2 separate regions of the Homo sapiens genome follow, and region 1 is linked to region 2. The links are chromatin contacts, found by Hi-C or POLR2A ChIA-PET in ENCODE. All regions are on one chromosome and are shown on one strand. Each heading gives the region's core, a stretch centred on a gene start or an enhancer-like site at or near the end of the contact. The rest is flanking DNA. Distances are from core to core; before and after follow the strand shown.

The links. A loop is a pair of places that touch in the nucleus more often than their neighbours do. ChIA-PET counts read pairs that join two places held with the same protein, here RNA polymerase II (POLR2A). Pooled maps may share reads with other maps.
Region 1: a pooled map shows a loop between it and region 2 (2.1-fold over the local background). The contact joins two enhancer-like sites. A Hi-C loop is called at or near these places in 1 of 50 pooled maps. POLR2A ChIA-PET finds 5 or more read pairs at or near these places in 3 of 52 experiments (AG04450, H1 and HEK293).

What each region holds. Positions count from the first base shown.
Region 1 is chr20:58,624,219-58,629,123 of GRCh38, forward strand. No RefSeq gene overlaps it. Among named protein-coding and RNA genes, the nearest start is that of LINC01711, 8.1 kb to the right of the region's middle. Within about 2 kb of position 3,358, at least 2 of the 41 ENCODE cell types and tissues checked have a DNase peak (open chromatin) inside an H3K27ac peak, as active enhancers do.
Region 2 is chr20:58,400,073-58,404,926 of GRCh38, forward strand. The region is part of intron 1 of VAPB (VAMP associated protein B and C); the gene reads left to right. Among named protein-coding and RNA genes, the nearest start is that of VAPB, 13 kb to the left of the region's middle. Within about 2 kb of position 2,404, at least 2 of the 41 ENCODE cell types and tissues checked have a DNase peak (open chromatin) inside an H3K27ac peak, as active enhancers do.

The DNA of each region.
Region 1 (4,905 bases), core at 2,108-4,607, 230 kb after region 2:
CCCAGCTGGAACCCGGGGGTCCGAGGGCAGACAGATGTGCTCCCAGCACTGCTCTTCTCAGAAGCTCCGTGGGCTGTGGGCCAGGCTCGAACCATTTCCAGTCCATGTCTCTGGGGTGTCCCCCAGATGCGGGCAGTGGGGCCTCTCTGGCCTTGCTTGAGGCCTGAGACTCTGGGAGGCTCTTCATGGGAAAAGTTGCCCCCATCCCCACCAGGGGCAGCCACCCTCCACAATGGGTTGCTCTTCTGGGCATGGTCCAGAAGCTTCTAGAGAGAAAATGGCAGCACCAACCCCCGACCTCATGAAGCTGACGGTCCAGGGGGAGGGCAGACAGCAAACAGAAACAGACAAATAAGAAGAAGCAGAGCCGACATCAAGGGGCCGTGCTTCATGTGTTTTCAGAGCTACTAGGACTGCCTGGAATGACCATCCACGCTTATTTGTGTACTGAATCAAACCCCATATGGTCAGAGCCATGCTGATCTTGCTGCGTCTCTGTGTTGAGTACAGGGCTTGCATACAGTAAGCACTCAGCAGATGCATGCTGAGTGAAGGCTCGTGTGAACAGCAAGGCAGAAAAGTAGGTGCAATGGTGCAAGAAAGAGCAACTGGGAGAGCTGCTGAAAGAGGGCATCTGAGCAGAGGGAGCAGCCCGAGCCGAGGCCCTGGGGCAGGAACGTGCTTCCATATTCTAGGGAGGTCGGCAGGGCTGGAGAGCAGGGGGAGGCGGTGAGAGGTGCGCTTGCAGAGATGAACCTGTAGGCTGTGATCGGGAGGGTGGATCTTGATTCTCTCCTCCTGATGGGTTGTTCTTCTAGATGCGGCCCAGAAGCTTCTAGAGGAAGATGTCATGGAGCACCAGCCCCAGACTCTTGTCCATCCTCAGAAAGCAGGAAGGTGTGATTCCACGTGCATGCCTGTTATCTGTCAGCTGGTGTTAACGTGCCCACCAGCAGGATGGAGGCCGGCTCGGAAAAGAAGAGCAAGTTTGGAAACATCCTTGAGGGCCAGGGAGCTGGGAAGAGCATGGTAAACGTGAGTCCTCTGCTCTTGGCTGAGCCCAGACCAGACTTACATCTCCATCATTAGGGGCCTCCTTTGGAGACGAGAGAGCAGGCAGAAAGCCTGCCCTGTTGAAAATGGACCTATGTTTTCTAGAAGAAATAGTAGCAGCATAATGACTCTTTAGTGTAGGTAAAAATGTGTTGCCAACACTTAGCAAGAGACTAGGCACCCAGTGACACGGGAGAGGTAGGTTTGGATGAGACACAGCTCAGAATTGTCCAGATCACAGATTGTTTGGGAAGTGGCCTAGTGGCTGTGAGCCTTAAGGGTGACAGCGGAGAGGGCCCCTAAGTTGCACGTCTCAGTGTGACCCAAGGCAGGCCCACCTTCCTGGGTGGCGTGACCTGCCCTGCCCTCCCCCTCTGCAGCCCGGCCTCACTGGCTTCCCCTCAGCCGGTGTCCCTGCATTTTTCTATCACTGCTGGGACACGGTTTCCCCACCCTTCCCACATGCTTTACAGATGTTGGCACCAGCCTGTATCCCTGGCCACCTGGCAGTCATTGGACCTATTAAACTGGAGTTCACATGCAACACAGTGGTGCTTGGCTGGGGTCCCTCCCTCCCTCTGCCTGCTCCACCGGACTGTGAGCTCTGAGTGCAGATGTACTTCCTGTCTCTGGAAACCCAGCACCTGGAACAGTATCTGGTGCAATGTACGAGGTCAATAAATAGCTGCCAAGATGGGGATAGGTGATCCCATTTTATGGATGAGGAAAGTGAGGCCATGTGGGCAGAGCCCTGTGTTCCTTCTCTCCCACTCAAGTGAGATGCCCAGGGTACTAATTTAAGGGGGCGCTCACCTTCAGAGTCCAACCCTGTGCCAGCACCCCTTGTGAGTGAGTGCCACCTTAAATATGATACCTTGCTTGCCTCGCCCTTGTCCCACCCCAGAGAGGAAGGAAGTGAAGGGCAGAGGGACAGTGGCCAGGCAGCCGCTAGCCCAGGGGGCTCTCCACCCAACTCCGGAAGTACCCAGGCTGCCCTAAAAGTCCTGAGATGAGCTCACTCTGTTCATCACATCCAGATGCCACTGTGCAGGGAGCAATCAAGTCAGCCATTTCCCCCAATAAGCTTGACTTCAGGGGACTGGAGGAGCTATTTGTAGCACTTTTAAAACCTTTTATAGATCAGTGTGTTACCACTGATGACAGTGGAAGAAATGCTGCTATTAGAGGCAGGAGCTTTAAGAGGTTTGGGTATTGGCTATTTCTGATTGGGAATGCCATGCTGGGAATCAATGCTCCATGCGTCCTTGCAGTGCTGCGTGAGGAGGCCACACGTTGGCTTGAGCCTCCCTGCCATGCACGCTCCCCTTGGCTTGGTACCCCCCTTGACTGAGAACTTGGGGTGATTTTCTCCTCTGTAGCCAAGCCAGAGCCCCCCAGGCTCCCAGCTCAAGGCTGACCGAAGCTTGGTGTTAGGTCCGGGTTTCTTGGGGGTGCATGAGCTGCTGGCGCGTCCGCAGTCGGAGGCTGCTTTGTCTCTCTCGCTGTGTCTTTTCCTCTTGACTCTCTTGTTCTCACTCCCTCCTGCTGTGTCTTTGCCCTTGTGTCTGCTCTCCCTCATCTTCTTTCTCTTTCTTTTGTTCTTTCTTCTCCTCCTTGCCTCTCTTTTTCTTCCTTTCCTTCCTCTTCACAGAGTCCAAGAAATTCTAAGGAAATGAGAAGTGTGGGCTCATAGGTTTCTCACCTTGACCATCCTGGCTCATGCTGAGAACTGGGCTCCTTCAAAAGGCCTGTTGCATCTGTGGAAGTGGCTCTTCTGGAAGAGTCTGTGGCACCCATGGACAACAGCAGAGTGCGGCCCTCTGAGACCATGAGACTCATGTGATTCCTAATTCCACTAAACACTATGGGTTGGGTGCCAGCTACCTGCCAGGGGGTCCTTTTCTTGGAAGGAAGCCAGACACAGCTCCAGGAGACTGTAGTGCAAGATGGAGGAGGGCAAAGCCAGTGGAGGAGCTGAAGAATGACACCCAGTTCCAGTTGAGTGAACCAAGATGGCTCCAGGTGGGGTTGGCCTTGGAGTGGGCCAGGACAATTGAGTGGGGGAGGTGCTCATGGGTATGGCAGTGGTGACGGGGCAGAGAAAGTCATTTGAGGAGGAGGTGAAAAAGGGAAGTGGATAAGAAGATTTAGTCTTGGGTTCAGATCTTGGTTTCACAGCTTTCTGGCCATGTGGCCTTGCTCAAGCCGCTTCCACTTCTGGACCCTGTTTTCTGGCAAGTGAAAGGGGACCTACCTTGCAAAGGAATGGCATAAGATGACGTTTGTTGTGTGTTTGTCCCCTGCCTGGCGTATCCTCAGAATGTGGTTTGTGATATCTTTATGAACTTGCCAACAGAGGCAACCTGTGCATGCGACATCGCTGGGCGTGCAGAAAAGCCTAGAAAGCTAATCCTAGAAGCTTTTGCTAATGAGCACTTACTGTGTGCTAATGAGCACTTATATGACTTATATGTGCCAGGCAGCATTCTACAAGCCGTGGGTGTCCTGCCACTCAGTGCTCATGACAAGGACTCAATGGGAAGGATTCACCACCATGATGCCCACATGGCTGAAGAAGTGGATCCCCTGAAGGGAAAGCGGCCACCCAGCAGCCCCTGGAGCCGGCGTCCTACTGGGCATGTCAGCTCTGGAACCATGCTCCTCTCACTGTGGTTTTTGCTTCCCTATTGAAGGGCTTTGGGGGCCAGATGAGGGGTTTGGGCTCTATCCTGGCAGGAGGGGAGAAGGGGTGGGCAGCCTCTGAAAGTGTCTGTGGAGACCAGGTCCAGTCTCATTACTGGTGGCCAGTGGGGCAAAGGGCCTTGGGGGCTGTGGAGCAGCCACTATTGCTCCTGTTTCTAGGAACTTCTCTCTCTCTCCCCAACCTCATCACTGAGGAGCATCCTGTCTAGGGTTTCTGGAAGGCTCTCTTCTTACTTCCTTCCAGCCTCATGTCCTGATGGCGTTGTGTGCCAGGGGACTCACGGAATATTGTTTTCCTCTAACGACTCAGACAACTGATGAAATACTTGGTGCCTTGTTCTCCCTAAGACCTGTCCTCCCAAGGGCCTGCTTTCACATGGCTGCCAGGGCCTTCAATGCCGAGTCCGTGTTCCTCGGGGACCATCAACATGTGGAACTTATTTTTAATTTAAAAGAACAACAGACTCCCCAACCCCATTCCCCTCCCCCGCTTGCCTCCCACTGCTGCTCCTGGCTATGCGGTAAACACCAGGCTCTTGCTACCTCTCAGCTTTGCCATCGTGTCCAGCCTGGAAATTCTTGCTGGGCCATTTTCAGGGGCCAAGCCAAGGTCCTGGCCAGACCAAGGAAGCCCATAGGCACTTCAGCCTTCCCCATCTCTGCCCCCTGCATCCCTCTGACTTCTAGGCAAGCTGACCCATGCCACTCCCTTCTCTAGCAGCTGTCCTCTGCCTGTCCTTGGGAGGGCTGTGGGAAAGAACACCATGGCCCAAATCTTTAGATGGTTTGGACAAAAATTAGAGGGGATTCAGTCGAAGAGTACCTGCTGTCCCAGCAAGGCTGAAGCCTCCCAGAGTGTGAGGGTCTCATCCTGCAGACACCACCCCACTCATGGCTGCTCCTGTCCAGACCCTGGGATGCACTGTTTGACTTTGTCCTCATCTCAAGCCCACTTTACTTGTGGAGAAACTGAGACAAAGAGGCTGAGTAACTCGTCCGAAGTCCAGTGGTATAGGCCGGACTTGACCCGAATTCTGACCCCAAAGCCTGGCCCTTGACTGCCCCCTAGCACTGCACTGGCCAGGATTCCATGGTGGCCACTTTCTAATACTGCATCACAGCGCGGGGAGGGGCTCCAGGATCACTTAC
Region 2 (4,854 bases), core at 1,154-3,653:
GCCTTTGCGAAGACTTTACAGAATGTGAATTTGTACCCGGGTCTTACAGCCTCCCAAGCCTGTGTGCTTTGCATTACAAAGCGAATCTGTGGTTCCTAGCATTGCTGTCACCTAGAGGCACTTGGGCTAACCTCCTTAGCTTTGGTTTCCTCCTCTGCGATGTAAGGAGGCTTGAACTCAGTACCTCTAGGTGGTCCTTCCAGCTCTAAGCTTGAGAACTTAAGTTTATTTTAGCTGAAGAAGAGAGATAGAAAGCCCCTTGAGGACAGGAACCAGCTTGTATTTCCCACAGCACCTACTGGTACTTTGTTCCTATGGGCTCCTGAATATTTAATTAATGAAACCTCTTGTTACTGTTTGAAAGCTCACTACTTGTATTAACCTTTCCTGAGTATTCTTGGACTCTGATCCAGTTTTTTCTATATCACCTCTTATTGTACGAATTGTATGTCACTTTCACGTTTTGTTTTATTCTTTATGTGCTTCATTTACTTATTTATTGCTTGGCTTTCACTGCTAGAATGTAAGCTCCTATAGGTTTTTGTTTTAGTATTTCTGAGTAGACTACATAGACTACATTCTCTTCTTCTTCTTGTTTTCTTTTCCGAGTACCCCAAAGAAGGATACAACCCTGGATTTGGTCATCTTTTCAGTGTTTGCTATGATCATTTGAAACAGAAGCATACACAAGAATAAAAAGAGAAATTTGCTGAAAAACCAGAGGTTTGTCCTTGTGGAGGCTTATTTGAATTCTCAATCTGTTGGTTGAATTGATTTGTTGGCATGTAAATATATCCTGATGGACTCCTCTGAAAATCTAAATTTGTGCTTCTGACCTTTGTAAAGTCAGGCAGTGCTTTACTAATTGGATGAAGGAGAGCCATGGCTTACTCTTGAGAGAATGTGCAGATGCACACAATCAAAACTTTTCATGTAATTTGCGGGCAGGAGGATCCCATCTTAGTGCATAGTTCACCTCTAACCTCGCTCAGAGAAAAGGTGGAAGAAGCATGAGCAGTCATCTAGAGAAATCCAGAGACCACTTGGTCGGCTCATTTGTATCTTTTTATTTATTATTATTTTTAAAATGAATGCTTTTGTTGCCTTTCTCTTCCAAAGCAAGATTGTTTCTTTTTCTTTCTTTACATACCTAGCACTCACTGAGAATAGTGCTTGGCCATTAGTCATTTTCATTAAACATTTGAGTATTGTCCCTTCCACCTTTAAAGAAGAAAAACTGTGTTGTCAGTCCTTTTTACCCTGTCTAGCTACTCCTTTCACTTTCCTTCTTATCATGGTAAGCTTCTGGAAAACATAGTTTCCTGTCTTTTTTCTTTCTGTTCTTCACTTCTAGTCACTGCCCGGGAGCTCAATCATTGCTTCATCACTACATCTCCCATTGCATGTTCAGTCTTCACTACCATTTGACCCCTGTTGTCATCCTGCTCATTGACACTCTTCTCTTGACCTCTCTCATTGCTCTCTCTGCTTTTCTTCCGCCCATGTGGCCAGTTTTGCCCACTCATCATGCAGTCCGGTTGGTAATGCTCAGGGTTACAGGTTCACCTTCTCCCCCTCTTCTCCTTTCCCTGTTTCTCTCAGATTTGCTCTCTCTGTGTCTTCCCTTCTCCCCTTTGCGGAACTCTTTTACCAGTACCCTTCGCTTCTAACGTCACTTATGTATGAACCCAGGCCTGACCCAAGCCCATATAAAAGGCTGCAATACGTTAAATGCAGCATGACCCAAGCTGAACTCTATACCACCTTTTCATTTTTTCCTCCAAACCTCCCCTTCTTACTGTCTCATTGGATGGTACCTACATTCATGCATTTGACCAACTCAGAGAGTCTATGACTCAGTTCTGTCCCTTCTTCCCCATTCCCTCTATGGCTGCCCCATTTTCTCCCGCAACTGTAATAGCCTCTTAACTGGTCTTCTTGTCCGAGTCTTCTCTTTCTTTCCACCCTGATGTGGTTTTCAAAGATGGTTTGCAAAGATGCAAATCTGAGCATATCTCTTGCTTGCTTACAATCATTAAATGTCTTCCTGTTGCCAAAAATAAAGTTTAAATTCTTTAACAAAACCTGGAAAATTATCGATACTTGTTGCACTCCCCCCACATTGCCCTGCCCATCTTTCCAGCATCGTCTTTCCTCATGCTTGTGTTTCAGCCTTTTAGTTCTCCTTGGCCATGGGGCTTTGGCATACTATGTATCATGACTTACCCTGTATGTAGTCATAAAGTAACAGTTTTTAGCTGTTTCCACCACTAAAAATTAGTTGATTCCTTTTCCTCTTGTTTGTTTCACTGCGTCCCCCTGCTTACCTTTGAGGCTCAGCACAGGCTTCACTTCTTCAAGGTAACTGTCCTGACATTCTTCACTCACATTGTATCTGTTCCTCTGGCTCCCACACATGTCACAGCATGTTGTCATTGGCAACGTGATACGTGACTCCCTTTCGCTGTTAGTCAGCAAGCCCCCCCACCCTTTTTTTTTTTTTTTTTTTAGATTGTGTCTCTTCTCCCCACATCCCAGTGCCTAGCACAGCACAGTGCATGGTGCATGGCAGTTTCTCAGGGAGTTCATGGTCTCTGGGTCTAAGGCATAGGCGAGGAAGGGTTGGTGTTTAGGAGAAAGCTGAGAAAGATGCCAGGCGCAATGGCTCACACCTGTAATCCAAGGATTTTGGGACTCCGAGGCAAGCGAATCAGTTGAGGCCAGGAATTTGAGATGAGCCTGGGCAATATGGCGAAACCCCATCTCTACTAAAAATACAGAAATTAACCTGGTGTGGTGGTGCATGCCCATAATCCCAGCTACTCGGGAGGCTGAGGCATGAGAATCACTTGAACTCAGGAGGTGGAAGCTGCAGTGAGTCAAAATTATGCCACTGCACTCCACTCTGGGTGACAGAGCAAGACTGTATCTCAAAAACAAAAACAAAGCTGAGAAAGGAGAGAGGGGGGAAGAAAGAAGACTTTCAGTGGTGAAGAGTAATGAAGCCTGTCGGCAGGGCCCGTTATGTACAGCCGATCGATGTAGACACAGTGCATTTTGCTCAGAAAATATTTGAAGATTTTCCACTAAATGCTGGTTGCTTTTCTCTCTTGTGGAAACTTATGTTTTTACTTCTCCTCCTCTTCTATTTCAGAGAGTCAGGACTACCTCTTAGGTGTGTGTTCTTTTACCCCATTCCTTTCCCATCACTTAACAGTATTTTGCATCGTTAGCCTATTACTGCTGTCTCACTTTTCTCTTGTACTTGATTCCTTCCTTGTGCCTACAAACATGCTTAAGTTGCCCCTTCCTAAAAAGAAATCTTGTTTTCTAGATCTTCCCCGCTTAAGCAAATGCCCAGTCTTCTATCACAGCTAATTTTGGGGAAGCGGTGAATCTCAGTTTCTGGTATCTTTACTCTTCTTTCATCAGACCTCACCCCTTCACTCAAACCCTTCTTAGTTCCCCCAGGTTTCTCTCTGTGATACTTGTCTTTGACTTTTCTGATGAACTGTCCACCTCTTTATCATCTCTTTTACTGGATGTTGAGGTTTCTCAGGTTCTGGCTTCAGTCTTCTCAATTTAACAATTCTCTGTATGTTGTCTCATTAATAATGCCTTCATCTTCCACTTCTGCACAGAAAACTTCCAAATCTCTATCTCCAAGCAAATCTTTTGATCTGTCAGCCTGCTGGACATCCCTGTCTATCTGGTTGTCATGAGAACACCTCAAACTCAGCATGTTCCACACTGTATTTACCGTTTACCTTCTCATCCCCACTGACTGTGGCTTCTGGATCTTGGGAATGGCCCTTGCACCAAGTTGGCAAGCTGGAAATCCTAAACTTGTCTTTCACTCCCCATTTTCCGTAACCTTTCACATCTACTCAGTCCATTTAAATCAGCAGCATCTCCTATGCCCTTTTGCTTCTTAGTATTCTATCGTATCCTAAGTATAGGTCCTTTCCCTTCCAGACTATTGTAGTAGCACCGTGACTCAACTTTCTGTCTCTATTTTTTCTGCCTGCTTCTCTCACCCTTTGGACTATACTTTATACAGTTTCCAGAGATATTTTTCTAAAAATTGAAATTTGATATCATTTCTTGGTTTAAAAACATTCATTGGCTCTCTAGATCTTACGGATAGGTTCGTGGCCCAAATTCTTAGGCCAGCAGCAAAACTCTTCAGAGTCAGGCCACACCGCATCTTTCCAGCCTCAGCTTCTTTCACCCCTCTCGTACCCCTTCCTCTTCAGCCATTTGATGCCCCCAGAAGCCCCTTATAGCGTTATCACACTGTACTTTCACCCAAGTTCCCTACAGCTCAAAGTGTACTTTGCGTTATCTGCTTTTCAGACTCCAGGGCTTGCCTCAGTGATCAGTTCCCTGTGCTCCTCACCCTCCCCTTTTGATAGGATGCTTTATAGATTACCTTTCATACAGTGTTCGATGCAGTTAGAGGTAGTATACTGCCCAGGAGTTAAGAGTGTGAACCCTAGATTTGCCATCTGAAAGTCATGTGTCCTTCAGTGATGCATTTAACCTCTCTGTGCCTCAAATTTCTCCCTCTGGGGTATGTTAGGAGTATACAAATTAACACATGTAAAGTGCTTAGAATAGATTGGTACTGTTAAATATGAGCTAACGTCACATTTGATATTTTTTTAAAAAGAAAAAATCATTATGGAGTCTCAGTCCTAGAGATTCTGATTCATTAATTCTGGATGGGCCCCAAGATTGTTCTGTGTATTCTGGGTGGGAGCTGCAGTGCCCTGTTTCTCTCTCTAGCTTGAGAGCCTAGCACAGCACCTGAACCATTCTCTTCATGGGTTACTTATTGAGTACCTGTAGTGT